Linked DNA regions of Homo sapiens: all the other regions are linked to region 2. Evidence: chromatin loops called from intact Hi-C (ENCODE). Cell type or tissue: PC-9. All regions are shown on one strand.

Region 1 (8,000 bases), 320 kb before region 2:
AGCCACTCCCAGAGCCCCTGGAACTCTGGCCCAAGGCTCTCTGACTGACTCCTTCTCGGCTTAGCGGCTGAAGACTGATGCTGCCCGATCGCCTCAGAAGGCCCGTAGACCATCACGGACGCCCAACTTCGAGTAACTCTCACAGTGGAGGGTAAGTCCATCCCCTTCTTAATCAATATGGAGGCTACCCACTCCACATTACCTTCTTTTCAAGGGCCTGTTTCCCTTGCCTCCATAACTGTTGTAGGTATTGACAGCCAGGCTTCTAAACCTCTTAAAACTCCCCAACTCTGGTGCCAACTTAGACAATACTCTTTTAAGCACTCCTTTTTAGTTATCCCCACCTGCCCAGTTCCCTTATTAGGCTGAGATACTTTAACTAAATTATCTGCTTCCCTGACTATTCCTGGATTACAGCTATATCTCATTGCCGCCCTTCTTCCCAATCCAAAGCTTCCTTTGCTTCCTCCTCTTGTATCCCTCCACCTTGACCCACAAGTATAAGATACCTCTACTCCCTCCTTGGCGACCGATCATGCACCCCTTACCATCTCATTAAAACCTAATCACCCTTACTCCACTCAACACCAATATCCCATCCCGCAGCACGCTTTAAAAAGATTAAAGCCTGTTATCACTCACCTGTTACAGCATGGCCTTTTAAAGCCTATAAACTCTCCTTACAATTCCCTCATTTTACCTGTCCTAAAACCAGACAAGCCTTATAAGTTAGTTTAGTTCAGGATCTGTGCCTTATCAATCAACCAACTTGTTTTGCCTATCCACCCCGTGGTGCCAAACCCATATACTCTCCTATTCTCAATACCTGCCTCTACAACCCATTATTCTGTTCTAGATCTCAAACGTGCTTTCTTTACTATTCCTTTGCACCCTTAATCCCAGCCTCTCTTCGCTTTCACTTGGACTGACCCTGACACCCATCAAGCTCAGCAAATTACCTGGGCTGTACTGCCGCAAGGCTTCACAGACAGCCCCCATTACTTCAGTCAAGCCCAAATTTCTTCCTCATCTGTTACCTATCTCTGCATAATTCTCATAAAAACACACGTGCTCTCCCTGCCAATTGTGTCCAACTGATCTCTCAAACCCCAGCACCTTCTACAAAACAACTCCTTTCCTTCCTAGGCATGATTAGCGCAGTCAGAATTCTTACACAAGAGCCAGGACCACACCCTGTAGCCTTTCTGTCCAAACAACTTGACCTTACTGTTTTAGCCTAGCCATCATGTCTGCGTGCAGTGGCTGCCGCTGCTTTAATACTTTTAGAGGCCCTCAAAATCACAAACTATGCTCAACTCACTCTCTACAGCTCTCATAACTTCCAAATTCTATTTTCTTCCTCACACCTGACGCATATACTTTCTGCTTCCCGGCTCCTTCAGCTGTACTCACTCTTTAAGTCCCACAATTACCATTGTTTCTGGCCCAGACTTCAATCCGGCCTCCCACATTATTCCTGATACCACACCTGACCCCCATGACTGTATCTCTCTGATCCACCTGACATTCACCCCATTTCCCCACATTTCCTTCTTTCCTGTTCCTCACCCTGATCACTCTTGATTTATTGATGGCAGTTCCACCAGGCCTAATCGCCACACACCAGCAAAGGCAGGTTATGCTATAGTACAAGCCACTAGCCCGCCTCTTAGAACCTCTCATTTCCTTTCCATCGTGGAAATCTATCCTCAAGGAAATAACTTCTCAGTGTTCCATCTGCTATTCTACTACTCCTCAGGGATTATTCAGGCCCCCTCCCTTCCCTACACATCAAGCTGGAGGATTTGCCCCACCCAGGACTGGCAAATTAGTTTTACTCAACATGCCCTGAGTCAGATAACTAAAATACCTCTTAGTCTAGGTAGATACTTTCACTGGATAGGTAGAGGCCTTTCCTACAGGGTCTGAGAAGGCCACCGCAGTCATTTCTTCCCTTCTGTCAGACATAATTCCTACAGTCTGATAACAGATGAGCCTTTATTAGTCAAATCAGCCAAGCAGTTTTTCAGGCTCTTAGTATTCAGTGAAACCTTTATATCCCTTACGGTCCTCCATCTTCAAGAAAAGTAGAACGGACTAAAGGTCTTTTAAAAACACACCTCACCAAGCTCACCCAGCAACTTAAAAAGGACTGGACAATACTTTTACCACTTTCCCTTCTCAGAATTCAGGCCTGTCCTCGGAATGCTACAGGGTACAGCCCATTTAAGCTTCTGTATAGACGCTCGTTTTTATTAGGCCCCAGTCTCATTCCAGACACCAGACCAACTTAGACTGTGCCCCCAAAAAACTTGTCATCCCTACTATCTTCTGTCTAGTCATACTCCTATTCGTTCTCAACTACTCATACATGCCCTGCTCTTGTTTACACTGCCGGTTTACACTGTTTTTCCAAGCCATCACAGCTGATAATCTCCTGGTGCTATCCCCAAACTGCCACTCTTAACTCTTGAAGTAAATAAATAATCTTTGCGGGCAGGACTATGCTGAATCTCCTTAGGCACTCTCTAATCAGATATCCTGAGTCGTCCCAATTCTTAGACCTTTTATACCTGTTTTTCTCCTTCTGTTATTCCATTTAGTTTCTCAATTCATCCAAAACTGTATACAGGCCATCACCAATCATTCTATACGACAAATGTTTCTTCTAACATCCCCACAATATCACCCCTTACCACAAGACCTCCCTTCAGCTTAATCTCTCCCACTCTAGGTTCCCACGCCACCCCTAATCCCGCTTGAAGCAGCCCTGAGAAACATCACCCATTCTCTCTCCATACCACCCCCCAAAAATTTTCGCCGCCCCAACACTTCAACACTATTTTGTTTTATTTTGCTTATTAACATAAGAAAGCAGGAATGTCAGGCCTCTGAGCCCAAGCCAAGCCATCGCATCCCCTGTGACTTGCATGTATACGCCCAGATGGCCTGAAGTAACTGAAGAATCACAAAAGAAGTGAATATGCCCTGCCCCACCTTAACTGATGACATTCCACCACAAAAGAAGTGTAAATGGCCGGTCCTTGCCTTAAGTGATGACATTACCTTGTGAAAGTCCTTTTCCCGGCTCATCCTGGCTCAAAAAGCACCCCCACTGAGCACCTTGCGACCCCCACTCCTGCCCACCAGAGAACAAACCCCCTTGACTGTAATTTTCCTTTACGTACCCAAATCCTATAAAACGCCCCCCCGACACTTATCTGCCTTTTCGGACTCAGCCTGCCTGCACCCAGGTGAAATAAACAGCCATGTTGCTCACACAAAGCCTGTTTGGTGGTCTGTTCACACAGACGCGCATGAAACTCTTCATAACACAGGTTAAAATATGCGTTCTTTTCTTAGCCAGGGTGACTTCATGCAGGGCTGTTCTTCATGTTATTAGGTGGCCTTTAATATCTTTGAAATATGGCACAATTAGAAGCCTGAACCTTACTCTAATGTTTATAGCAGCACTTTATCAAACTTGGTTTCGGATCATATACAAATTCTGACACTAGAGGGAGTGCATAATGTATTACAGAAAGGGAAAGCATACACCTAATAAATTCAAGGTAAAAATGCAGAGTAGCAAGACAAGACTTTCATTATCTTCCGTTCAGTAAGCCCCATGCCTTTCCCCCACAACCCCGAAATTACTAGAGGCCTCTTTCCCCCTTAGAACTGTAGTTTGAATTGGTAGGAGGTTGGTAGGTTGCTTGAAGAACTGTGAAAAGAGTGTTTTATTTTAGAGCCTTTCTAGTGTTTTGTTTTCATTTTTAAAAAATTGAGACATAGTATTTCCTACCTCTCATACATTAGATGGCAAAATTAAAATTACTCCTGGCCGTTTTGTTCTGTTTCTGACTTGGTTAAGATGCTTAACTATATAGTAATGTCACCTATAGAATGAAAAGACTCGGGCTTTATCCTTTGCTTAAAAAATGTAGTCTAGTCTTATGAAAGGGTAAGCATTGTTTTTAGCATTCAGCTTCATAATTTATTCCCTTACTATAGGTGCTGCTCTGATAATTTAACAGCCAATGTCAAACAATTAACAAATAATATTTAAGGCATTTTTATTTCCTAATGTCAAAAATTTCTCATGCTCTAACCAAATGGAATGCCTAATGCCTGAAAACATGTAAATGACTACAAATATGACTGAGCTATTAACACAGCAACAAGAGATTCGACTGGCTGAAAAAGTGAATGATCATTGCCACCAGTAAGACTCAACAACTGTTCTCGAAAAATGTGATCACTGCTGTGTGCTTTCCTAAAACCTTTTTGTGTATTCATTATACATTCCACAATTATCGTAAATCCATCTTGTACTCACACAAATCTTTGAACTACCGGTAAACTGTCTCTTTAATGGAAATGAAAATTAGAAAAATTAAAAAGCAGGCTCATTATGAAAAATCCTGTACTTTATCCAGATGAATGAAATGACCCACACAAATGAAACATCCAGACTCACATTACCTTTTCCTAAAATACCGAAACCATGTCTCTGACTAGGGCATATTTGTACAGACTTACCTGACAGAGAGCCTTTTGGTTAATGATATTTCACCATAATGACTTCTGGAAAGTTAAACCAGATTTCAGGCAATAGACTATGCAGGGTGTATGTGTGTGTGTGTGTGTGTGTGTGTGTGTGTGTGTGTGTCCATCTGCATATATGTATGTGTCTATGTGTGTGTGCTGTGTCTGTCTATGTCCATCTGTCTGTGTGTATGTGTCTGTATGTATGTCTACATGTATATGTGTATGTGTGTCTGTATATGTATATATGTGTGTCTGTGTGTATGTTTCTGTCTGTGTGTGTCATGATTTTTTATTCAAAAGCACACAAGTAAACACATCATGAGAAGTACTATTTCAACATTACAGTTCCAGTTAAAACACATATGAATCAATTTACACAATATCACAGTTTCTAGATAGCAAATATCATATGGAGCAAGTTTGAATCCTGCCCCATGTTTGGATGAATGCCAGATATTTTACTCTTGCACACACCAAATAATGGGGGTGAGGATGCAGCAGATTCTACGGCTCTTCAGTCTGTGGTGCCCATGCACGATTTCTACCTGTTTTCAAAGGTTCTCACCTTTGTGTTGCCCTAATGATGTTTGCCTGTGCTTTAATCTTATTAAGTGCAGTTTGAGTGTGCTGATGAGCCCAGACACTCTGCCTAAATTGGTCACTTGATTTTTCCCCACCTCTTACACCTGACACTCTCTCTATCCACCACCACCTGTGATCAAGCTTCTCTTCCCCCCTTGGTGAGTATCATAAACCTTTCTCACTTTTCATCCACACATTACATTTACTTATTTTCAAACTGTTGTACATTGCTCATATATATTTATCTTTATCATTCAATTGAAATGTTTTCTTTTCACCTGTAAAAATTGGTTAGATATATTGGATTGGGATGAAATTAATCATAATTTTCCCCATTAAAAATAATTTTTCATGTAACAGCTTTCACTTAGTGGCAGAATTTTCAGGAATTAATTCAAAATGGTAAGAAAGGGATACACAAATATTGAAACACAGAGCACCCCACCGGACAAGTCTGGTAAGTCCACTCACATTCTCCAGGGGAACAAAGGGCAAGCCTGGGAGAGAAGAGATGAAGTACCCACCCTCTGCATTAGTGTTTATGGTATTTTATTTTTTTTCTTTGAGATGGAGTCTCCCTCCAGCGCCCAGGCTGGAGTGCAGTGGCATGATCTCGGCTCACTGCAGCCCCTGCCTCCCAGGTTCAAGTGATTCTCTTGCCTCAGCCTCCTAGTAGCTGGGATTACAGGTGTGCGCCACCACACCTGGCTAAAGTGCCATGTTGGCCAGGCTGGTCTCGAACTCCTGACCGCAAGTGATCTGTCTGCCTCGGCCTCCTAAAGTCCTGGGATTACAGGTGTGAGTCACAAGTGTTTAGTATTAGTGACAGTGCCTCAGTGTTGCAGATGGTTTCCAGAGTTCCCAGAATTTTTGTTTTGGGGATGGGGTGGGGAGTTGCATGGGAGAAAGAAAAGTGTCTCAACTCAGAATCTTGGGGAGATTCAGGAGATAATTGGATAACCAGACAATCCCCACAGATATCTTTAGTGATTTTTTAAAAATTACTTTATTTTCTTAATTTTTTTACTCTTTACAACTATGTTGGTATTCTGTTTCTAGACTGTGATTTAGGTTAAACACAAAGTTTATTTAGTATTTGTTTACCCAATTATATCATCTTTACACATAAAATAATTTTATAAAAACATTAAAATTACTACCATTTGTAACCTGAGTATCATGATTTTATCTATCCTATGTACAGGATTCAAAACATAAAAAGTTTCCCAAAAAAACTTTCTGTCAAACAGTAGGCTGGTTAGCATCAATACTACCATAGAAATCCAGTCTGGCCTGATCTTTTATCCTCAGATCTCTAGTTGTATCTGAAATGGAATAGATACCCCAAAAGTAGAAAATACTCCTTATTAGATGCATTGTGTGAGAAATGATTGTTTGAGATGTTAAGGAAAACAACACTATTTCTGCAGCAAATCTAAATTCTAAACATGCATAAGAGGATGCCCTATGTTGGTCTGCAAAGAAACAGGTTGAAAGAAGCACCACACTATTGTTCTGTCCATTAAAAATTAATCAACAGTGGTGAAGAAATGCTTTTACTAACATAGAAAGATGTTTACAATACACTGCTGAGTGGGAAAAAAGTAAGTTACAAGACAGAATCTGTGTTTTTCTTAGAGAAAAAAATGTATATGTAGCAAAATGTAAAAAGGAGCTCTCTATAGTATAATTATAGATATTTTTATCACTTTCTTCTGCTTATATGTATTTTTCTAAGTTTTTTTATATAATGAGCATGAATTACTTGTTTGATGCTTTATGTATGAAGTTTGAAAACTCTACTAGCTAGTAATAGCTTGATACTGACTTTGAGTAAGGTTTAGACCAGTGATCTTCATCCCTGGCTGCACACAGAATCACTTGGGAAGAGGGGGTTAATTATGACCCCATGTTGTAGAAAAGGGTGGGAACAGTAACCAATTAAGTCAGAATCTTGCTGGAGGGGGCAGGGAAGGAGCACTGTTTTTATTTATTTCTTGTTAAGTTCCTTAGACAATTCTAATATGTAGTCAAGGATAAGAATAATTAGTTTCAACAGTATCGGTCACAGTTTATGATCAGATTCACCAGCGAATGTTATCTGAACATTCCCATTTTACTTCTCCCTGAATACTGCCTAACTTAGAATCACTGGCTTTTCTAACTTGAAGACAGCTTAGTTCAATTCTGATGATCAAATGTGTTGATTTCCTATTGTGTGCCATTACTTGCTAGGTTCTGGCAGTTGAAGGTGAATAGCACCCAGACCCTCCCCTTACTGAGTTTGCATTCCCCTTATGGAGCTTGCATTCCAGTAAGGGAAACACACTGGGGGAAAAAACTGCTGCAATACAATGCCGTTGGTTGTATGATAGAAGCATGCACATGGAGAACTGGGGGGATATGGTGAGAGGCACCCACTTAGGGGGGTTTGGGGAGATCTGCCTGGAGGAGAGGATCATGTGTTCCCCTTGGAAGGTACATGACTGGTTCAAGATCACACAGACAAGTGTGAGGGGCCAAATCAGGAACAGAACCTTGCTATTCAACACCTACTCCTGTACCATTTGATGACTCCGACAAGCTGAGACAAAAGGCCTGACTCAAGGGTACAGAGAACACCCTCCCTTCTAGAATATCCCCTTCCTGTACACGCCCACACATGTGAAATAAACCACAGAAGTATCAGCTGTAAGATGTTATTAATGAAGGCAGGCCTCTCAGGCATTCTGACCTGGCACAAAAGTTGTCAGATTAATGGTATTAGAAAATTTGCAAATCAAATGGCTCATTATGTATGATACTGTACTTGCAAATAGGATTAGGTTGATTATGCACTATAAATAGCATTTTTAAAAGACTCCCTC
Region 2 (8,000 bases):
AAGAAAAGAAAACTAACCAGGAAGGAAACTGCAATCCATGTACCTTAGACCCTGGAAACTCCACTTTTTTATTTAATCAGAGCTGAAGGATGTCAGACGTCACAGCCATGGCCCAGGGAATACAGGATTATGATGGGAGGAATGGTGACCAATTGCTTCTCATTGAGAAAGGAATAGGCCTAAAGTATGAGTAGCAAGAAGGAAATTAGATTTGAACTAAGAGGAAACTTCTTAACCTGTCTAGGAAAGATGTTTCATCTCTTAGAAGGGGTTTGATGTCTTTTTACACATGGGGAAACTGAGGCTGGTTATGCATGGCCTATCCAGAGTCACTCAGCAGAGATTTGGGGCTCCCACCCAGCCACTTGAAATTCTGCAAACTTTCAAGAACAGACTAAATTTTTATTTACAGGAGATGATTTCATGCTTAGAAGCAAATGATGAAATAACTTCTCTGGAGATCTCATTCAATACTATGATTCTATGAAATGGACAGGAAAAGAACCAAACTAGAGTTGGTGACAGCACAAGAAAAATTATGGTATCCATGCTGGTCTTTTTTTAAGAGGTTAGTTACCTTGAAAAGCTCAGCACCCATCCCTGACCACACACATGCTGGGTCACCCATCCTAGACAGACTCAGGTTCTCTGGGCTTCAGAAAGTAGCCCTGGAACTGGAGTGAGTAGCTAGGAAAGTCCCATCTCAATGTAATCACCTGCCCAGAATAGAAACAACTCACGTGTCCATCAACAGATGAATGGAGAAACAAAATGTGTTATAGTCATATAATGAGATATCATACAGCCATAAAAAGAAATGAAGTTGGGCCGGGCACAGTGGCTTATGCCTGTAATCCCAGCACTTTGGGAGGCCGAGGCAGGTGGATCACCTGAGGTCGGGAGTTCGAGACCAGCCTGACCAACATGGAGAAACCCCGTCTCTACTGAAAATGCAAAATTAGCCAGGCACATGCCTGTAATCCCAGCTACTCAGCAGGCTGAGGCAGGAGAATTGCTTGAACCCGGGAGGCGGAGGTTGCGGTGAGCTGAGATTGTGCCACCGCACTCCAGCCTGGGCAACAAGAGCGAAACTCCGTCTCAAAAAAAAAAAAAAAGAAGTGAAGTTCTGACATCTGCTGCAACATGGGTGAACCTTGAAGACATTATGCCAAGTAACACACTCCAGGGACAAATGAGCAATATTGTGTGGTTCCTCATATGAAATATCTGGAACAGGCAAATTCATAATGACAGAAAGCAGATTGGAGGTTACCGGGGCTGCAGGGCTTCGCTGCCTGATGGCTGCAGAGTTCCTAGTTGAGGTGACGAAGAAGTTCTAGAAATGCAGAGTAGAGATGACGGCACAACAGGGTGAATGTATTTAATGCCACTGAATTTTACACTTAAAAATGGTTACAACAGTAAATGTTGTGTCTCATCTATTTTACCACAATAACAAATAGATAAGACATAGGAAAAACGGGTTCAATCTTAGTACTGGTTAAGGAAATTCAAATTATAAAAATGTCTCACACGTGATAAAAATACATTGATGACAACCACAAAGCTGCCGAGAGACTCCATTTCCAGGAAGGAACAGGAAACAGGGACCCTGGAGCCTGCAGGGCTGGGGTTCGGATCTCAGCTCTGCCCTCCCACTGGGCAAGCTCGAGTGAAGGGCCACCTCTGCACCTAGGTTTTCTCGTGCATGAACTGTTGGTAACAGGGCCCCCTCCTCATGGGGTTCCGTCAGGGTTTAGATGACATGCATGCAGTGAGCCATTAGGGTGTGCCGAGCACAGAGTTAAATGCCACACAAACACTAGCTGGCTCCGCCCACCTTCCCGTGTCCCTCTATGAGGCTCACAAAACAAAGCCACAGTGTGTGCCCTGCATGGGAATTATGGGGCACTGAATTGAATCAGAGGTACGTTTCCACATCACTCCCTTCTTAAAAGCCTTCAATGGCTATATCCCATGTCCAGTGCGTTCCCAGGCTGAGGCCCCATGTGATCTGCCCTGCCCCCTGTTGACTTTATCTTCCAGCCTTCTTACTACTCCTTAAAAATGCCAGGTGTGTGCCTACCCCGAGGCGTTGGCACACATTCCCTGATGGCCACATTTCACTGACTCATTGGTCACCTCCTCGGGGAAGCATTCCCTGCACCCCCATCATGCTATCACACCCTAAGATCACTTCTCTGGAGAGCACATTTCCACAGGATATTTTTCTAGCTCATTCATTTATCTGCTCATGGCCTGCCTCCTCCATCAAGAATATAAACCCCACAGAGGTGGTGAGTGTGCTCTCCTGTTGACTGCATATCTCAGGGCCAGGATCAATGCCTAGTACGTAGGAAGAGCTCAGGAAATATTTTTGGAATAAATGAGTAAATAAAACTTGTGAGGTTTTTTCCTCTATTGGTTGAATGAATGTGTACATATGTATTTGTGCATCCACGTGTGAAAGACAGAAGACACGGAAGATGGGGGAAATGGAGGATCTGCAGCTTGGATCAAAAAATGGTGCATAGCAGATGCGATCTTCCTAAGGGATTGCATGTCTTGGTCCCATAGGCAAAGACTTTAAAGATAAAAGCCATTGTAACCACCGGTCAGAACATACATTCAACTGTTCCCTTTCCAATGGTCTCTTCCTTCTATTGCTCAAAATTCTAGCAGATTCTTGAACGTCTGTCTGTGCCCTCACAACTAAGGCATGGGCTCCTCCCAGCTAGACGCACGTCAGACACATCACCGCCTGGTGACGACCCCACAACTGCCGCCTTTAGGAGTCTGATGTGACTCTGCTGGATTGGAAATCACAGCCCTCCTACCCGCCCTAAACAGAATCCACTGAACACTGGACACTGCTCCTAGCCAGTGTGAAATTGTTTGAAAAGAAAAAGCTCAGCCTAGACTACTCAAGACTCCACTGCTTAAAATGCCCACCTCCCTCCAGAACCCCCACCTCAAACACCAAAAGAGAGGGGCAGCCATCTACGCAGGTGGGCAGGCAACTGCCTGCTGTATCCGATGACAGGGCAGTCCTGAGACGCTTGCTGAGTCGCTGCCTTCAAAAGGTCTCTGTGGGGCGGACCCACCACAGCGCAGGAACAGAAGCTCGCCCAGGGACGGAGACTGTCTCCAAGGCTAGGATTCGGGTGACCAGAAACGTGTCACACAGCCACAGCTCATGCAGGCCACTGGGAATCCTTCCCTGGGCAACCAAGGCAGGGCTGCCGGAAACTGCAGGCATCATCCACCTAGCAGCAAACACTTCCACCCAAGTCACTGGGATTCTGTTTCCCAGGACAGTGCTGCCACCTTTTGGAAACCAAATGCTGGAAATATTTAATCATCTTCAGTTAGGAGAGGCCCCACAGGGACAGCGGGGAAGCTACACATCAGGGAAAATGGATTTTTCGTTTGACTCTCTGAAAAGCAATCTCGGGAGGGAATTCTTCCCCATCTCCTCCCTCAGTCAATTCCACCAAGCCCCAAGCAGCCCCAGGGGGAGAGCTGGTGTCCCCTGGGGACGGTGTTCTCAGGTGCAGACCCAGAACAGTTCAAGGTCACCAGACCCTGGCTCTGGCCCTCCTCAGAACAGAAATCACCATGCAACAGGGCTCCCCTGTGCCCGCCTAGTGCAGAAACCAGCCAAATTTCAATGCAATTTGTTTACTGTATAACCTTATATATTTTATTATAAGCATTTAAAGAGGCCCATGGGTTTCTTCAACTGCTAATAGAGTTCATGAAACAAAACATTTAAAACTCTCAGTTGAGGGTTTCAGAAGAGTTTAAAAAAAAAGAGCCTAGAGAGGTTGATGGTAGTAACCAAAGTCACACAGCTGTGAAGCCCAGGTCTTTTACAATGGCCCACATGGCCATAGCACCCATAGCTGCTGTCTCCCTCTTCTGGGTGAGGGCACCCTTGGGCTGTACTAGGAATTGAATCTTCATCTCTATTAACTCTTGTATTGCTATGTTCATTTCTATATGTAAATATCTTGCCTATGTAACCAGACCAGTAGATGGAGGCTGGAAAAGCAAGTTATACCCAAGTCCTCTGGGAATCCTTATCAGAATATCCATGCCTGCCTGTTCTCCCCAAGCCCATCTCACTCTCCTCGTGGCTGCCGCCCTGTGCCATTTGACAGTTCTTCCCCAACTTGTCCTGATTTCTTTCCTCTCGGGCCCTGTGAGAGCCACTGAGCAACACAGACAGAATGGCTTTAGAGACACAGAAAACTATTAGTAGTGGTCGCCTCTTGGGTGGGGAACCAGATGGCGGGGAGGGGCTTTTCACCTTTTCTCTTTTGACCTTTTGACATTTAAACCATGTGAATAGATTGCCCAGTTCCAAAAAAAAAAAAAAGTATTTTAAAAAAAGGCCTTCTGGACAGACTGTAAGCTCCTGGAGGACAAAGTACTTGCTCTTTTTATTGGTGCCTAGCCCTGTGCTATCCACCCAGCTGGGGGATAAAATGAATGGTTTATCACATAAACCCGGGCAGGACTGGAATGAGACCCTCTCCCCAAGTCCAGCCAGGAGCCAATGCCCAAAGACAGGGAAAATGGAGCAGAAGCTCTTCCAGGAGAAAATGAACAAGCAGAGGTTCTTCATCCGCTTCACACATCTAAGGGCAGGCTCCTTGTTCTTCCTGGCGGGGGCGGCAACGTGAAAGCAAGAACAGGAGGCCACTGAGGCAGAGGCGTATATCCTCAACAGAAAGGGCCAGCCCCAAAGGAGCAAGTCTGGAGGCAGGGGAAGGGGGTGCATACTCAGTCGAGAAGAACTCCCTCTCCTCACTCAGGGGCTTGGCTCAACTCCGCCCACCCAGTTCTACTGTGAGGTTGCCCTTCTGCGCGTACCTGGCAGGTCGATATAACACAAAGACCTGGAGTCATCCCGGAATCGGTTCCCTGCTCCAATGTGGTTTAATGTTTGTCCCTTCTAAGTTTCATGTTGAAATGTGATCCCCAGTGCTAGAGGTGGGCCCTGGTGGGAGGTGTCTGGGTCACGGGGGTGGATCCCTCATGAAAGGCTTGGTGCCCGCCTTGCAGTAATGAGTGAGTTTACACTCTGAGTTCACACTGGTTAAGAGTGTGGTACCTTCCCCCTCACTCTCTCTTGTTCCTCTTTCTTGCTCCTGTTCTTGCCATGTGACATGTTTGCTCCTCTTTCACCTTTTTCCATGACTGGAAGCTTCTGGAGGCCTCACCAAGAGCAGATGCTGGCACCATGCTTCCTGTACAGCCTGCAGAGCCATGAGCCAATTAAACCTCTCTTCTGTATAAATTACCCAGTCTCAGGTATTTCCTTATAATAATGCAAACAGACTAACTCAATCTCCTCCTAGCTGAGCTACTGCTCCAGTCCTGAAGCTTAGTTTGCACATCTGTAAACTGAGAATTTGCTATGAGGGTTACGTTCAGTGAGATCTTGCATTAAATGACCCACACTCTACCCAGCAGATGGCAGGGGCTCTGTAAATGTTTTTTTCCTTCCACTATTGGCAGGGAAGGCAAGTCAAGACCCCTTTCCAGGGTGGTCAAAGAAATGGCCAGAATTTTCAGGATGCTTTATAAGGGAGCCCTCAGCCAGGTGTAGGAGGACGAGCCGCAGACAAAACTCCTCAGATACCAAGTTAAACAAGGAAGGGGTTTATTCGGCCGGGAGCGTCGGCAAGACTCCTGTCTCAAGAGCCAAGCTCTTGAGTGAGCAATTCCTGTCCCGTTTAAGGGCTCACAACTCTAAGGGGGTGCGCATGAGAGGGTCGTGATCGATTGAGCAAGCAGTGGGTACGTGACTGGGGGCTGCATGCTCTGCTAATCAGATTGGAACAAAATAGGATGGGGATTTTCACAGTGCTTTTCTATACAGTGTCTGTAATGTATAGATAACATAACTGATTAGGTCAGGGGTCAATCTTTAACGACCAGGCCCAGGGTGTGACGCCGGGCTGTCTGCTTGTGGATTTCATTTCTGCCTTTTAGTTTTTACTTTTTCTTTCTTTGGAGGCAGAAATTGGGCATAAGACAATATGAGGGGTGGTCCCCTCCCTTAAGGAAGTGGACCCTCAAAGCAATTAAGAGCATGGCTCCATGGACACAGGACAGGAGTTGGATACAAGACGCGGATACATTCAAGACAGCAGCTACATGATACAGGACGAGAGATGGCTGGAAAAGGAGACCAGGCAGGAGCTGCTGGGAGGCGGCAGGCAGAGATGGAGGGAGGGAAGCGTGGCTCAGAGCCCAGCGTGGTTGCTGGGGACCAGAGCAGCCCAGCAGGAAGGGAGGCTCCAGCTCTTCCAGCATCCATCAGCTCCCCAGGCCCAGCCCTAATGAAGCCGCCTCCTCTCCCAGCCTGAAGCTTTAATTTCCATTTTCTCTGCTTCTAAGACTTTCAAGAGCCAAAATGCAAACTCACAGAGGAGAAACCCAGAGACAACTTTTAAAAGTCTGACAATATCCAAAAGGAGGGAAGCAGGTTTCTTTACCAAAGCATAAAGGAGGTCCCGGGGATGCCTCCTGCAGAGACACAGGAGGGCGAGCTTTGTCATGCAGACCCCACACTTCAACTCTCCTTCATTCATCTCCACAAATACCTGAGTTCTGCTATGCTCCAGGCACCAGGCCAGATGCAAGTTTCTCAGGGAAGAGGCCAAGGCAGCCACCACTAGCAGGGTCCTCTTACACAAAAACCCTTGATAGTAACAATGGTAGGCCGGGCGCGGTGGCTCACGCCTGTTATCCCAGCACTTTGGGAGGCCGAGGCGGGCGGATCACGAGGTCAGGAGATCGAGACCATCCTGGTTAATATGGTGAAACCCCGTCTCTACTAAAAATACAAAAAATCAGCCCGGCATAGTCCTGGCTACTCGGGAGGCTGAGGCAGAAGAATGGCGTTAACCCGGGAGGTGGAACTTGCAGTGAGCCGAGATCGCCCACTGCACTCCAGCCCGGGGGACAGAGCGAGACTCCGTCTCAAAAAAAAAAAAAAAAAACCAATGGCCTCGAGGAAGAGTTTCCAATGGAAACCCTGGGGAGCCTGGTAAGGCTCTCCAAACCCCAGGGGACATCATGACAGAGCAGGAGCTTTTGTTGAGTCTGCTGTGGAGAAATTATAAAACTAGAAGGGACCCAAGGGGATTATCTAGCTCTGGGCAGAAACTCAGGTTCATCTTTATTTTCACCTTGATTAATCCATCAGCTATTACTGCCTGGCTGTAGGAAAAGGATTCTAAGGCTGAGTGTGGGCTGGAAGACAGTAAGGAGGAAGAAAGCTGTGATTAAGTGGCAGTGTCTGCTTGGACATGGGAGGGGGATGGCCCTGATCACCTAGATCTAACCCAGTGTCTCTGCTCATTAGTGAAGAATGTGCCCCAGAGAGGTGACAGGCCCACCTGAACCACATGGCCTGTTAGTGGCAGTGCCAAAATCAGGAACTGCATCTTCTGACTCTGAGACCAGTGTGCTTTTCCACTACACTCTTCTAAAGAACAACAAAAAGTGAAAGGTACAAATGCAGACTGAGGAAATGGTGCAGTACTGCCAGAGCTGGTTTCAACATCTCCCCAGAAACAGAGATGGGGACATGACAGAGAGCCAAAAGGTGGTGGCCAGCCTGCTGCTCAAGGAATATTAAGCAAGAATTACTAACCCACAGAAACAGAGATATGTATTGATGATAAAGGCTTTAGTAAATCCAGAACTTCTCCCAAGGGTTTTGATTTATTGGCTAAAACTACAGTTTACAAAGGATCACACGTGTGTTCACACACCAGCTGTAGAGTAGGAAAATTAGGTCCACAGACATTGCCTGTAAACTCCTTGGCTTTGCCTTTGTGACATTTCATTAAGTGGGAAAGTCTGCTTCTCTCTTGATAACCAACCTCCTCCAGTCTACAGAGATGGCAGAGTTTTATTTCAGTAACTGCCCCCCTAAAATCCTGGAACACACACACCATTGCCTCCTTCATCTGCCGATT
Region 3 (8,000 bases), 1.2 Mb before region 2:
AGTGATTCTCCTGCCTCAGCCTCCCGAGTAGCTGGGATTCCAGGCACCTGCTACCACATCCGGCTAATTTTTGTATTTTTAGAGACAGGGTTTCGCCATATTGGACAGGCTGGTCTCGAACTCCTGACCTCAAGTGATCCACCCGCCTTGGCCTCCAAAAGTGCTGGATTACAGACATGAGCCACCACGCCCGGCTTAATTTTGGTTTCTATGTTGATTTTTCCGTCCGAAAAATCTATCTAGTTTTGAAAGTGGGGTGTTGAAATGTTCTACTATTCTTGTGTTGAAGTCTCTCTCTCTCTCTAGCTAGAATAATATTTGCTTTATATGTCTGGGTGCCTTAGTGTTGGATGCATATATATTTGCAACCGTTATATCCTCTTGCTGAACTGACTCCTTTATCATTATATAATGACCTTCTTTGTCTCTTTTTACAGTTTTTGACTTTGTCTATTTTATCGGATGTAAGTATAGCTACTCCTGCTCTTTTTTGGTTTTCATTTGCATGAAACATTTTTTTTCCACCCTTCTCTTTCAGTCTATGTGTGTCTTTATAGGTGAGGTGAGTTTCTTTTTTATTTTATTTATTTTATTTATTATTTATTTATTTTTTTGAGACGGAGTCTCGCTCTGTCGCCCAGGCTGGAGTGCAGTGGCACAATCTCGGCTCACTGCAAGCTCCGCCTCCTGGGTTCACCCCTTTCTCCTGCCTCAGCCTTCCAAGTAGCTGGGACTACAGGCGCCCGCCACCACGCCTGGCTAATTTTTTGTATTTTTAGTAGAGACGGGGTTTCACCGTGTTAACCAGGATGGTCTCGATCTCCTGACTTCGTGATCCGTCCACCTCGGCCTCCCAAAGTGCTGGGATTACAGGCGTGAGCCACTGCACCCGGCTGGTGAGGTGAGTTTCTTGTAGGCAGTATGTAGTTTAGTCTTTTTATTTTTATCCATTCAGCCATTCTATGTTTTTAAATTGGAGAGTTTAGTCCATTTACATCCAATGCTATTATTGATAGGTAAGGACTTCTTATTGCCGTTTTGTTACCTGTTTTCTGGTTGTTTTCTAACTCTTCTTTCTTTCTTACTGTCTTCCTTTGTGGTTATTTTCTCTGGTAGTGTGGTTCACTTTCTTGCTTTTATTTTTTGTGTGTCTATTATAGGTTTTTGTTTTGTGGTTACCATGGGGGTTACAAAAAAAATCCTATAATTATAAGAAGTCATTTAAAACTGATGACAACGTTGTAAAGAAAAGAAATAGCTAAAACAAAACTAAAAAATTCTATACTGTTACTGCATTCCTCTCACATTTTCATTTTTTTGTGGTCTCAATTTATATATTTTTTATCTTAAATTTTTTTTTTTCTGAGATAGAGTCTTGCTCTGTCGCCCAGGCTGGAGTGCAATGGGGCAATCTCAGCTCACTGCAACCTCTGCCTTCAGGTTCAAGCGATTTTCCTGCCTCAGCCTCCTGAGTAGTTGGGATTACAGGCACCTGCCACCACACCCAGCTGATTTTTTCTTTTTTTTGAGACAGAGTCTCGCTCTATCACCCAGGCTGGAGTGTAGTGGTGCAATCTCGGGTCATTACAACCTCCGCCTCCTAGGTTCAAGCGATTGTCCTGCCTCAGCCTCCCGAATAGCTGGGACTACAGGCGTGCACCACCATGCCCAGCTATTTTTTTGTATTTTCAGTAGAGACGGGTTTCTTTTTTTTTTTTTTTTGAGACAGTCTTCGCTGTGTTGCCCAGGCTGGACTGCAGTGGCACGATCTCGGCTCACTGCAAGCTCTGCCTCCCAGATTCACACCATTCTCCTGCCTCAGCCTCCCGAGTAGCTGGGACTACAGGTGCTCGCCACCATGCCTGGCTAAATTTTTGTATTTTTTGGTAGAGGCGGGGTTTCACCTTGTTAGCCAGGATGGTCTCAATCTCCTGACCTAGTGATGGGCCCGCCTGGGCCTCCCAAAGTGCTGGGATTACAGGCGTGAGCCACCGTGCCTGCTAATTTTTGTGTTTTTAGTGGAGTTGGGGTTTCACCATGTTGATCAGGCTGGTCTGGAACTCCTAACCTCAGGTGATCACCTGCCTCAGCCTCCCAAAGTGCTGGGATTACAGGCATGAGCCACCGCGCCCAGCCTTTATCTTAATTTTTAAATTTTAAAATAATTTCTCTTTCCCATTGGTCTGTGTGATGCATCACTTTATATCTTTTTATAGTGTCTTCCACTTAATAAAATGCTGTATTATTTTTCATGTATTTTTTAATCTTTATACTTAAAACATAAGTGGTTTCTACACTACAATTACAGTTTTAGAGTATTGTGAATTTGTCCATGTACTTGCTTTTACCAGTGAGTTTTATACCTTCAGATACTTTCTTGTTGCTTGTTAGCATCCTTTTCTTTCAGATTGAAGAACTTCCTTTAGGATTTCTTGTAAGACAGATCTGATGGTGATAAATTATCTCAGCTTTTGTTTGTCTGGGAAAGTATTTCTCCTTCATATGGGAAGGATAGCTTTGCTGGAAACAGTATTTTCAGTCAAAAGTTTTTTTCCTTCACTTTGAATATGTCATATCATTCCTTCCTGTCCTATAAGTGTTCCACTGAAAAGTCTGCTACTAGACATATTGGATCTCCTTTATGTGTTACTCGTTTTTTTTTTCTTGCTGCTTTTAGGATCCTTTCCTTGTCCTTGTCCTTTGAGAGTTTGAGTATTATATGCTTTGGAGAGTCTTATTTTAATTGAATCCCCATGGTGATTTTTGACCTTTTTATACCTGGATATTAATATTGCTCTCAAGATTTGCATACTTCTCTATTATTATTTATTTGAATAAATCTTCTATCCCTATCTCTTTCTCTACTTTCTCTTTTAGGTCAGTGACTCTTAGATTTGCTATTTTGAGGCTATTTTCTATATCTTTAAGTGTTTTTTCATTCTTTTTTCCTTTTTTCTCTTCTGCATATTTTCAAATAGCTTTGAGCTCACAAATTCTTTCTTTTGCTTGATCAGTTCTTCTGCTGACACACTTGACGCATTTTTAAACTTGTCAATTGCATCTTTCAGCTCCAAGTTTTCTGTGCTTAAAAATTATTTCAATCTCTGTTAACTCTGATAAATTTTAGAATTACTTCTCTGTTTTATTGAAGTTCTTTGAGCTTCCTCAAAATAGCTGTTTTGAATTCCCTGTCTGAGAGGTCATATGTCTCTATCTCTCCATGGTCAGTTATTGGTGTTGTATTTAGTCAGTTTGGTGAGGTGATATTTGTTCTTAATGTTCTGTTCTTTTTTTTTTTTTGAGATGGAGTCTCACTCTGTTGTCCAGGCTGGAGTTCAGTGGCACGATCTTGGCTCACTGCAACCTCTGCCTCCTAGGTTCAAGCAATTCTCCTGCCTCAGCCTCCTGAGTAGCTGGGATTACAGGCATGCACCACCACATCCAGCTAATTTTTGTATTTTTAGTAGAGATGGGGTTTCACCATGTTGGCCAGGATGGTCTTGAACTCCTGACTTTGTGATTTGCCCGCCTTGGCCTCCCAAAGTGCTGGGAGTGCATGAGCCACTGCGCCCGGCTTTGTTCTTAATGTTCTTAATGCTTGTGGACATTCATCGATGTCCAGGCATTGGAGAGGTGGGTATTTATTCCAGTTCTCACAGTCTGACTTAGTTTGTTCCTGTCCTTCAGAGGGCCTTCAAAAGATTCAAAAGGAACTCTTGGGTTCTTGTCTATGGTCACTGCAGCCATTTCAGCACCAGAGGGCACCCTAAGCCCAGTTATGCTGTGACTCTCTTCCAGCCTCCTAGATACCCAGCCCAGATGGACGTGGGGATGATCAGGGAGAAATCCCTGAGTTGCAAGGGAAAGTCACTCATTCATTTTCCTCTTTGTCACCCAAATGCCCAAATAGAAGGAGTCTCTCTCAGCACTGAGCTGCCTGAAGTTGGGGGAGGGGTTATATGGGCACCTCTGTGGCCATCACAGCTGGTATTATGCTAGGTTACACCCCAAGAACATAGCTTCCTGACCAGTGCAGCACTAGGGGTCACACAAAGACCGAGGTCACTATGGCCTGGCTGCCACTAACACTTATTCAGGCTTTACCACCCTTTCCTTCCCCACCCACCCCTCCAGCACACAGATTCTTCCTACAAGCTGCTTTAGTTGCTTGGGGTTAAGGGAGGAGTTGTGTCGGCAATGTGAGACTGTCCCTTCTACCCTTTTTAATGTGTCTTTTCTTCTTATTATGCTAAAACCAGGTACTGTGATTGCTCCTCTGATTTTGTAATTCTTGTGAAGGTGCTTTCTTACGTGGAGATTTGTCCAATTGGAGGTTCCTGTGCAGGGACGATTGCTGGAGGGTTCTTTTCAGCCATCTTGCTCCACCTCCCTTGAGACAGTTCCTATTAGTTTGCTGAAGTCTGTGCTCTGGCAAGCAAATATACTACTTGGATGAAGGAGGCAGAAATATAGATCAGATGCTAGTACAAATGAGTGGTTACTGGTTAGATAACTTTGCTTATAAAGTGTTTAGCCAATGGATCAATATCAAACTAGACAAATGAAAAATTCAAATTGTGAAAGAGTAGGTTGAGAACAATACCATTTTGGTTTTGAAAATGATATATTTGAATTCAAAATATAAGCCTAGGCAGCGTAGTGAGACCCTGTCTCTATAAAAAATGAAAATAATAGCTGGAGATGGTGGTGTGTACCTGCTAGGGAGGCTGAGGTGGGAGGATCACTTGAGCCCAGGAGTTTGAGGTTACAGTGAACTATGATCACACTGTTGCACTCCAGCCTGAGTGACAGAGTGAGACCCTGTCTCTGACAAAACAAACAAACAAAAAACAAAAAACAAAAGAGAACAAGGAAATATTTATGTATTATCAGCAGTGTAAGGTAGCACAGCTGTCCAACAGAGCAATACTCAGTGATGTTAAGAATATGTGTACTCTGTGACTCTCTACAACAATTTGACTCCTGAGAATATATCCTAGAGGAACCCTTCATTGACAATCAGGGAGACAGAAATAAGGATGTTCATCATATTTTTGTTTGTAGCAAACAAGAAGCAACATAAAAGCAGTACCTTAGACCTGGACAAGAGGGGCCTCTGCTCTAGATCTGCACTTCAGAATTCTTCGTGTATCACAATGACATAAAAAGTACACATGGGCACCCTGGCCACTGACTTCATATTTAGGGCTGGCACAGCCTGACCTGTGACCCTGCATATTCTTTGTTGTGACTGATGTTATTCAGGCTCCAGGGCAATGCATCCATATATCTTGCTCTACGTCCTTAAAAAAGGGGGCTGAATTAGAATGTTGCAAAGGTCTTTAGATTGTACTGTTGCCAGCCTTGGAGATGGGCACTGCTTCGGAGCATAGAAAACACTTGAGTGGCAAAAAAAACTCAGGTAAGGGATAAAATAAATTAATTACAGAACTTGACAAATCCTTCCTCTCAGATGCTACAAATACATTAGAATCTCACATAATGAAGCATCGTTTCTCAGTAGTGCTGGGGATCCATTTCTTTGCTTCTCTCGATGTTCCAATTCAGGTTACTCACAAATTAACACTGTGTTTGCAACACACAAACCTAGCAGCTGAGGTGCATTTGCAATAATGAGCAATTCATATTACTAAATATATATATATGTGGTTTAGACAAAGGGGCTTAAAATGAATAACTGATTATTTACATTGGCAACTAAATGGACACAGTGCTAGAATTGTAAATAGTTTTATTTTTGTAAAAATATATTAAGCTTGTAATCCCAGCACTTTGGGAGTCTGAGACAGGAAGATCACTTGAGCCCAGGAATTTGGGACCAGCCCAGGCAACATAGTGAGACCCCATCCACACACACACAATTAGGAGAATTGTTTAAGCCTGGGAGGTCAAGGCTACAGTGAGCCAATATTACACCACTGCACTCCAGCCTGGATGACAGAGCAAGACCCTGTCTCAAGGAAAAAAAAAAATATATATATATATATATATAAAAATACATATGAAATATGTATTATATATGTACATGAAAGTTTAGTCAAATTTTCAAAAAACTAAATTTACTTATTTATTTATTTATTGAGACTGAGTCTCGCTCTGTCACCCAAGCTGGAGTACAGTGGCGTGATCTTGGCTCACTGCAACCTCCGCCTACCGGGTTCAAGCAATTCTCATGCCTCAGCCTCCCAAGTAGCTGGGATTACAGGCACGTGCCACCACGCCCGGCTAATTTTTGTATTTTTAGTAGAGACGGAGTTTCACCATGTTGGCCAGGTTGCTGTCTAACTCCTGACCTCAAGTGATCTGCCCACCTTGGCTCCCAAAGTGCTAGGATTACAGGCGTGAGCCACTGCACCCGGCCAGAAAACTAGATTTAAAATTCCACTTCATTTCAACTATTTTGACCAAATATTTGTTTTTTTGTTTGTTTGTTTGTTTGTTTGTTTAGTGAGATGAATGATTGCCTTTATTTATTTTGAGATAGCTTTTTGCTCTGTTGCCCAGGCTGGAGTGCAGAGGCTTGATTATACCTCACCGCAGCTGCAACCTCTCAGGCTCAAATGATCCTTCTGCCTCAGCCCCCCAAGTAGCTGGGACCACAGGTGCATTCTGCTACACCTGGCAAATTCTTTATTTTTTGTAGAGCTGGGATTTTCCTATGTTTCCCAGGCTGATGTCAAACTTCTGGGCTCAAGCAATCCTTCTGCCTTGAACTCTCAAAATGCCAGATAGTAAGTGGGAGCCGCCATGCCTGCCCAATATTATTTTAACCGCACAATGATTACAGAAAACAGTGTGACCTTTCTAGGTTTAGAATAAATTATTTTGAAAATAGAAGCTAAACATTTAAGACAGATAAATAGCAATCACGGTCCAGGATAAAAATTCAAAATAATACAAAATAATAATTATTTTGAATGGCTAAACATTTAAAACAGATAAATAACAATCACTGTCCAGGATGAAAATTCAAAATAATTCAAAATAATAATAATGGTTAATAAAGTGAGAAAAGAAATCATACACAAAATAGAAATCGAAATATTTACATTATTCACTTCAACTAGATTGCAGAAAGTCATGTTGAATAATTATATATACACACATATTTGAACTACCAAAAAACCCACAAAGAAGTAGAAAATTAAGGAATGCTTCACTGATTTTATACCTGCTATAAAAAAAAAGTTCAGGCTTTTGGCTTAAGTCACAAAGTGAGAAAACATTTCTCAGTTTTAAGCATTGATTCAAAAGATTGCCCAAAGCAAGCCAGCGAAGAAGTCTGGATGGCCCTGGAAGCACATTTCTTTCCCTCCTTTGGTAGCTTAGCAGGGAGCTGGCTCATCAGGACTGAGCCTGTCTGCAGAGGGACAGCTAGGCCACTGGCTGATGCTAATGTTCCCAGGAGGTAGAGATTCTTCAGGGCTGTTCCCAAGACCCTTGATGTGTCACTCTACACTTGGTGTTCTTCCTGGACCTGAGATCCCTTGATACATATATTTTTTTCTTTCTTGGAGAAACTAGGTCGTCCCCACTGTCTTTTTTTTTCTTTTTTTTCTTTTTTTTGAGACGGAGTCTCGCTCTGTCGCCCAGGCTGGAGGGCAGTGGCGCGATCTTGGCTCACTGCAAGCTCTGCCCCTGGGTTCACGCCATTCTCCTGCCTCAGCCTCCCGAGTAGCTGGGACTACAGGCGCCTGCCACCACACCTGGCTAATTTTTTTTTTTTTTTTTTGTATTTTTATTAGAGACCGGGTTTCACCGTGTTAGCCAGGATGGTCTCGATCTCCTGACCTCGTGATCCGCCCGTCTCGGCCTCCCGAAGTGCTGGGATTACAGGCGTGAGCCACCCCCACTCCCGTTTAGTTCAAAAATTTTTAAGTATGTAACAGTGAGGAGGCAAGGTCCTGTCTTCTCGACTGCTGTTCATGGCATGTCTAGTCTTTTGCCTTAGGCTGGCCCCAGAGACTTTGGCCAAGTTG

The links. Hi-C counts contacts between places; a loop is a spot of excess contacts. Peaks named below come from ENCODE experiments on the same cell type or tissue, not always from the same donor. Only the 100,000 strongest peaks of a DNase experiment are listed, where the experiment ranks them.
Region 1: a loop joins it to region 2, with 7 times the contacts of the local background. A loop is called at or near these places in 10 of 110 quality-filtered maps.
Region 3: a loop joins it to region 2, with 16 times the contacts of the local background. A loop is called at or near these places in 4 of 110 quality-filtered maps.

The regions. Positions count from the first base shown.
Region 1 is chr7:24,398,665-24,406,664 of GRCh38, forward strand. All of the region lies in intron 1 of LOC107986777 (a long non-coding RNA gene), which reads right to left. Among named protein-coding and RNA genes, the nearest start is that of NPY, 120 kb to the left of the region's middle. RefSeq lists enhancers at 1-643, 2,608-3,262, 3,263-3,917, 7,847-7,906, 7,953-8,000. In PC-9, CTCF peaks have their summits at 3,501 and 3,702; a DNase peak (open chromatin) is centred at 3,517; H3K4me3 peaks cover 459 bases.
Region 2 is chr7:24,719,808-24,727,807 of GRCh38, forward strand. The region is part of intron 3 of GSDME (gasdermin E); the gene reads right to left. Among named protein-coding and RNA genes, the nearest start is that of GSDME, 34 kb to the right of the region's middle. RefSeq lists enhancers at 754-853, 4,577-5,260, 5,945-6,628, 6,629-7,310, 7,631-7,850. In PC-9, CTCF peaks have their summits at 1,977 and 3,345 (motif pointing left); a DNase peak (open chromatin) is centred at 2,134; H3K27ac peaks cover 1,351 bases.
Region 3 is chr7:23,567,025-23,575,024 of GRCh38, forward strand. No RefSeq gene overlaps it. Among named protein-coding and RNA genes, the nearest start is that of CCDC126, 26 kb to the right of the region's middle. In PC-9, CTCF peaks have their summits at 3,751 (motif pointing right) and 3,955; a DNase peak (open chromatin) is centred at 3,757.